Linked DNA regions of Homo sapiens: region 1 is linked to region 2. A link is a contact called in ENCODE Hi-C or POLR2A ChIA-PET data. All regions are on one chromosome and are shown on one strand. Each heading gives the region's core, a stretch centred on a gene start or an enhancer-like site at or near the end of the contact. The rest is flanking DNA. Distances are from core to core; before and after follow the strand shown. Region 1 overlaps SH3PXD2A (SH3 and PX domains 2A). Region 2 overlaps SH3PXD2A (SH3 and PX domains 2A).

Region 1 (3,191 bases), core at 24-2,523, 48 kb before region 2:
GGGGCTGCTAGCCAGGTGAGATAGGATGTGGGCTCTGGCAGCAGTGGAGGGGGCAAGGCACTGCGGGTGTTGGACAGACTCTGATGATTGGATGTGGGCCTCAAGGGAGAGTTTGTGTGGGAGCTGGGAAACAACTGCATCAGGTTGCCTGGGGTCCCACTCTTAGGCCGACAACTTGCCAGTCATGTGACTTGGGCAAATCCCTTCGCCTCTGAGAACAGATTATCTCACCTGTTCTGTTGTATCAGCCAGGGTTCAACTAAAGGAACAGAACGAGTGGGAGGTATATATTAAGCGATGTAGTGTAAGGAACTAGCTTACACAATTGTGGGGGCTGGCTAGGTAAGTCTGAAATCCTATGGCAGGTCATGAAAGGGGGCAGGCTGGACCCCCAGGCCCAGGCTGGAGCTGCTGTCCGCAGATGAAATGTCTTCAGGGAAACCTTCACTCTGCTGAAGGCCTTTCAGCTACTGACTCAGGCCCACCCAGAGTGTTTTAGATAATTTCCCTTACTTAAAGTCATCCGGTCATGGTCTTTAATAACTATAAAAATACATTCCCAACCAGGCGCAGTGGCTCATGCCTGTAATCCCAGCACTTTGGGAGACCGAGGCAGGTGGATCACCTGAGGTCAGGAGTTTGAGACCAGCCTGGCCAACATGGCAAAACCCCGTCTCTACTAAAAATACAAAAAATTAGCTGGACGTGGTGGCGGGTGCTTGTAATCCCAGCTACTGAGGAGGCTGAGGCAGGGAGAATCTTGAACCCAGGAGGTGGAGGTTGCAGTGAGCCGAGATCATGCCATTGCACTCCAGCTTGGGCAACAGAGCGAGGCTCTGTCTCAAAAAAAAAAAAAAAAAAAATTCCCCAGCAACACCTAAATTAGTGTGTGATTGCATAACTGGGGACAGTAGCTTAGCCAGGTTGATGTGTACCACCTGACCATCATACCTGTCAAATGGGGTTGTTATAGTAGCAGCGACCTGGCTTGCCCCAAAGTGCACAGGGTTCAAGGAGGTGATGCCCTTTGAGGGGTTTTGTGCTGTGCCTGGCAGTAGGAAGGGCCTGTTGTTGTTAGCTGTTGTTGCTTCCCCAAGGTGGGCACTGCTCCAGGAGCCCCAGTGGGGCTGGAGCAGACTCCCCAGAGCAAGGGGTTCTCTTGAGACCTGCAAAGATCTCATGCCTCTCACCCAGTTCTCTAAAAAGCTGCATTTCGCCAGGGCACCTAGCCGGGAAGTTCTGAGATGCGCCACTAGGGGGCACAGGTGGCCACGGAGCCTCGGGATTGTCAGGGCCCTGGGGCTGTTGTCAGGAGAGCCTGAGGGTTCATCCAACCCAGGAGTCCTGTGGAAGCTCCAGCTCGTTTACATGCAGATGAGGTTGCTCAAGAGTGTTGTTACAAGCTTGTTCTCTTAGGCAAGTGTTGATGTTCCTCATGAAATCCTGTTTACTTTATTCTTCTCCTTGGAAAAGTGGTGAGCTCAGCCCCACTTCTATCTCAGTGATCATAAAACTGTATTATTAGCTGAGTTCATGAGATCAGCATTAATGTAGTTTCACTGCAGAGAAGCAGTGTTGCCTGGGGTTGACAGTTTAGGTTTTGGCAACAGGAAGACAGGGTTTGAACCCCAGCTCTGCCATTTGTTATTGCCGTTTTAATTATTGATAGATTAAGAAAGAAGGGGAGAAGTTGGTCTTTGAGTTGAGACATTTATTTCCATTCTGTGAGACCCAGGAGGGGACGACAGGGCGTAGACTCAGCCATTGCTGAGTATTCCGTTGAGTTAAAAACGTGGACTCTGGAGCCAGAATGCTTAGTTTCATGTCCCGGCTCTGCCTGCTGTGTGATCTTGGGCAAGTCCTTCTCTATGGCTCATTTCTTCACCTGTAAAATAGGGATAATCAGGTTTTTTTCATGGGGTTGAGGATTGAGTGAAAGTTCCTGAAGTGATAACTCCAGCACCGTGCCTGGCCTAGAGGAAGCACTAAGGGTGAAGCAGCTTTTACTATGAATAGGAGGCAGCACCGGAGGGGTTCGTCTCAAACAGGAGAGAGCGCTGGTTTCAGCTTTTGCCCTTTCTCCGGAGTGACTCCTCAATCAGACAGGGGGAAGGTGGGGTGTCCACTATCTCATCATTGCCAGGAGCCTCCCTGCAACAACCAGGGTAGGTGGTCTTGTCCCATTTTATAGACCAGGAAAGGGAAGTTAAGGAACTTGCCCCAGGTCAGCCAGACACAGGATTCTCTTTTTTTTTTTTTTTTTTTTTTTTTGAGACAGAGTTTTGCTGTTTGCCTGGGCTGGAGTGCAGTGGCACAATCTCAGCTCACTGCAACCTCCACCTCCTGGGTTCAAGTGATTCTCCTGCCTCAGCCTCCCAAGTAGATGGAATTATAGGCGTCCGCCACCATGCCCAGCTAATTTTTTGTATTTTTAGTAGAGATGGGATTTCACCATGTTGGCTAGGCTGGTCTTGAACTCCTGACCCCAGGTGATCCACCCACCTTGGCCTCCCAAAGTGCTGGGATTACAGGTGTGAACCACCATGACTGGCCTTTTTTTTGTTTTTGTTTTTGTTTTTGCTTTTTTGAGACAGGGCCCCAGGCTCTGTCGTTCAGACTGGAGTGTGGTGGCACAACCACAGCTCACTGCAGACTTGACCTCCTGGCTTCAAGCAATCCTCTCACCTCAGCCTTCTGAGTAGTTGGGACTACAGACATGCACCACCACGTCCAGTTAGTTTTTGTAGAGACAGGGTCTCGCTATGTTGCCCAGGGTGGTCTTGAACTCCTAGGATCAAGTGACTATCCTGCCTCGGCCTCCCAAAGTGCTGGGATTACAGGTGTGAACCGCAGCACACAGCCTAATTTTCCTTTTTATGAGTTTGGTTTTTAATAAAGTGAATTTGCTTAGAGCAAGACCCGCCCATAAGTTCTGGCCACTATTAAGGGTTAGTCTATGGCCGGGCGTGGTGGCTCGCTCCTGTAATCCTAGCACTTTGGAAGACCGAGGCAGTTGGATCTCCTGAGATCAGGAGTTCAAGACCGACATGATGAAACCTCGTCTCTACTAAAAATACGAAAAATTAGCCGGATGTGGTGGCCCGCACCTGTAATCCCAGCTACTCGGGAGGCTGAGGCAGGAGAATCACTTGAACCCAGGGGGCGGAGTTTGCAGTGAGCCAAGATGGTGC
Region 2 (3,061 bases), core at 493-2,992:
TGGCCGACTTAGCCCTTTCTTACTCTTTCTCTTGCTGGAACAGCAGGGAAAACACCCTTTTTGTTCCCCTGAGCATGTCCTCAGGGCTCCACCTCTGAGAATGTAAGTGTCTTGACTGGATTCTTAGCAGGCCACCCCTTCCCGCCCCACTCTCCTTCCCTGACTGCCACTCTTCCATCATCTTCCATCGTCTTGCCTTTGACAGCAGGTCTCTCTCACCATCCACATCATTTACAGTTGTGACATTAGAGTTTACCTTCTTGCATCTTCCATCTTTCCTGAGCGCCTCATGTTTAGGAATCTGGGCACAGGCTCACACCTCTGTGCTCTGCTTAATAATGGCACTGAGAGAGGGCACCAGCTTGAGGTGAGTGCCTCATTTTCTTTTTTTCTTTTTTTTTTTTCTTTTTCTTTTTTTTTTTTTTTTTTAAGACGGAGTCTCGCTCTGTCGCCAGGCTGGAGTGCAGTGGCACGATCTTGGCTCACTGCAACCTCCGCTTCCCAGGTTCAAGCGATTCTCCTGCCTCAGCCTCCCAAGTAGCTGGGACTACAGGCACACGCCACCATGCCCAGCTAACTTTTGTATTTTTAATAGAGACAGGGTTTCACCATGTTGGTCAGGATGGTCTCAATCTCTTGACCTCGTGATCCACCTGCCTCAGCCTCCCAAAGTGCCAGGATTACAGGCATGAGCCACCATGCCCGGCCTTGAATGCCTCATTTTCATCTGGAATAATCCCCTATGAAGCCATTAGAGTGAGCCCATGCAGCCTGTCACTCTGAGGTTCAATTCAAGTCTCTTCTCCTCTAAGAATTCTTTTCTGCCTAGTCATTCTCATCTCTGGATATCTCTGGTTCCTTGGCAAGCATTGTATCACCCACCGCCATGTCCACTGCATGGGGCTGTCTGGGTCGCCCTGCCGCACCCAGCACAAGCAGTCTCGTGCCAAGTCCCCCTGCAAGCAGCCGCCCTTCTCATCCATCCACTGCTCTGCAGCTCCTGGAGAGGCCTCATGCCATCTTATAATCTCCACCTCAACCTGTCTCCGACCCCCACCCGTGCCAGGCACAGAATCAGACCCACATGTTTTCAGTAGAGACCTTCTGAGGTCAAGGGTAAATGACACTGACACCACGAGGGTCTCTCTCTCCCCCTGAAACTCCAGACACCCAAGACCTACCTGCTTCCCTGGCCATCCCTGGCCCCAGTCACCCAGGCGCATTGAGGTCTTGGTTCCTTCTTTAGAATTTCACTTCATGTCAGCGCTTTGCGACTTGTGCTCGTCTGAAGGCACTATTCTGATTCCAATCAGGCACTATTCTGAAGGCTTTTCAAGGATTAGCTCCTCTAATCCTCGTAACAACACTGAGATGTGGGTACTTTGGGTCGGTTTTGCAGATGAGAAAATTGAGGCAATTGCCCAAATTCATGCAGCTGGCAAGTAGCAGAGCTGGGCCTCAATCCCAGGCAGCCTGGCTCTGGCGCCCTCGCTGGAAACCATTCTCCGCTACCTGTCATTTAACCATGTGTCCCTCTCTGCCTGCGTTGCTTGTTAGTCAGGCCTCCTTCTGGGTGCCTCACCCATGACCTTGGTCTGCTCAGACACACCAGAGCCCTGTGGGCTTGGCGGGGACCCAGCCTAGCACTGGCTTCTGGGCCTGTTCGGTGAGGTGGGCAGGCTGGAGCTGAGTGGGAAGGTGGCAGCAGCCCAGGCTGTCTTGACACGGACTCCACGGAGCCTTCCAAATGGTGACGTAGCAGCCTGTGCTAATGGTCTTGGAATCCAGGCCCCAGGTGCCCAGGGGAGGTTCTGGGTCCCTGGTGGCCTCAGAGCCCGTCTAGGGGAGGGAAGGCCCTGGGCAACGGAGCAGGGTGGGCACAGGTAGGACCCGCTGAGTGGCTCATGAAGGCAGGGGCTGTGTGGGTGCACGCAGGAGGGACTGGAGGAGTTTCTCGCTCGCTCCTGTTTGCTTTGGACCATGGAGGCGCGTGTCTTGGCAAGAGCTGCAGTGACAGGGCTTTCTGACCAGGGGAGGCCTGGCCGAGGGTGGGCAGCCTTTCACTGGTCTTAAAGGCACAGCACTCGCAGACAGCCTGCATTTCCAGCTTCTCTGGTTCCACAAAGGCAGAAGCCTTAGCTCTGCCTGGAGGTCATGGGAAAGGGGTCAGGCTGGGTCCAGGACAGCAGCACTCACTTGGGCCCAGCCTTGTGCTGGGTGTGGTATGGGTAGGTAGGCAGCGCTGGTGCCATGCGCCTGGCCAGGATGCCCTCAGCCCTTTCTTCCTCTCAGTGTCTCCCCACCCGTCGCCACTTGGAGCTCGCAAATGCCCTATTCCCTTCTCCAAACCCGCACCAAGCAAAGAACTTGGAATGCCTAGGAAGATCACCCTTCCAAAGGGTCAAGGTCTGAGCTCAGGTTTAAATCATGAATAGAGGTGCTTTGAGAAGCAGGTCAGGGTGCTGGCTGAGGGTTCTGGAAGTGGGCTGCTGCTGTTCACCCACCCCGAGCCTATATGAGGAGGAGTTTGAGGCAGGGCCTGTCTTCCTCTTTTCCTAGCTCCACCATGCACCCTTCCCCACCTGGATACCAAAACCCTTACATAGGCCTGGGCATGGAATGAGTGCAGCCCACATTCTGAGCTCTGAATTACCTGGTGTTAAGCCAGATGTGAAGGACCAAGAGTAACTCACGGGGAAGGAAAACATGAAGCCTGGAAGTCATCTAAAGCCTCCTGGGTTTTTCCAAACTCCAAGCTCTGAGTCTCATCCTGCCTTGAAATCCTCTGGGTTTGTGCCCAGAGCCTGAAGCCCAGCCTTCTCCAGCAGGCCTCAGGGCCAGGGCACAGGCGGCAATCGAACCCCGCGTGTGCCATGCCTGGGTGATGGGGGAGTAGAGCATGAGTCCCGGATGCGTGTTGTTCACTGCAGTGTCCTCGTGCCTGGAACAGGACCTGGCCCGTACCAGGTGCTCGGGAAATACTTGCTGGTGAAAATCTCTGGGTATTGCATACACCATATGTTCCTGATGCCACTGGGCATCCCCAGGTACTTAGTATTAC

What was found. Hi-C counts contacts between places; a loop is a spot of excess contacts on that map. ChIA-PET counts read pairs that join two places held with the same protein, here RNA polymerase II (POLR2A). Pooled maps may share reads with other maps.
Region 1: a loop to region 2 is called in a map of sigmoid colon, with 7 times the contacts of the local background. The contact joins two enhancer-like sites. A Hi-C loop is called at or near these places in 5 of 168 maps with a recorded cell type or tissue (Caco-2, aorta, breast epithelium and 2 more), 1 of 37 single-sample maps with no recorded cell type and 4 of 50 pooled maps. POLR2A ChIA-PET finds 5 or more read pairs at or near these places in 11 of 52 experiments (A673, AG04449, AG04450 and 6 more).

What each region holds. Positions count from the first base shown.
Region 1 is chr10:103,684,418-103,687,608 of GRCh38, reverse strand. All of the region lies in intron 6 of SH3PXD2A (SH3 and PX domains 2A), which reads left to right. Among named protein-coding and RNA genes, the nearest start is that of SH3PXD2A-AS1, 61 kb to the left of the region's middle. RefSeq lists an enhancer at 939-988. Within about 2 kb of position 1,273, at least 6 of the 41 ENCODE cell types and tissues checked have a DNase peak (open chromatin) inside an H3K27ac peak, as active enhancers do; they include breast epithelium, where a contact is called at or near this core.
Region 2 is chr10:103,636,977-103,640,037 of GRCh38, reverse strand. All of the region lies in intron 8 of SH3PXD2A (SH3 and PX domains 2A), which reads left to right. Among named protein-coding and RNA genes, the nearest start is that of SH3PXD2A-AS1, 110 kb to the left of the region's middle. RefSeq lists enhancers at 1-248, 2,772-3,061. Within about 2 kb of position 1,742, at least 21 of the 41 ENCODE cell types and tissues checked have a DNase peak (open chromatin) inside an H3K27ac peak, as active enhancers do; they include breast epithelium, where a contact is called at or near this core.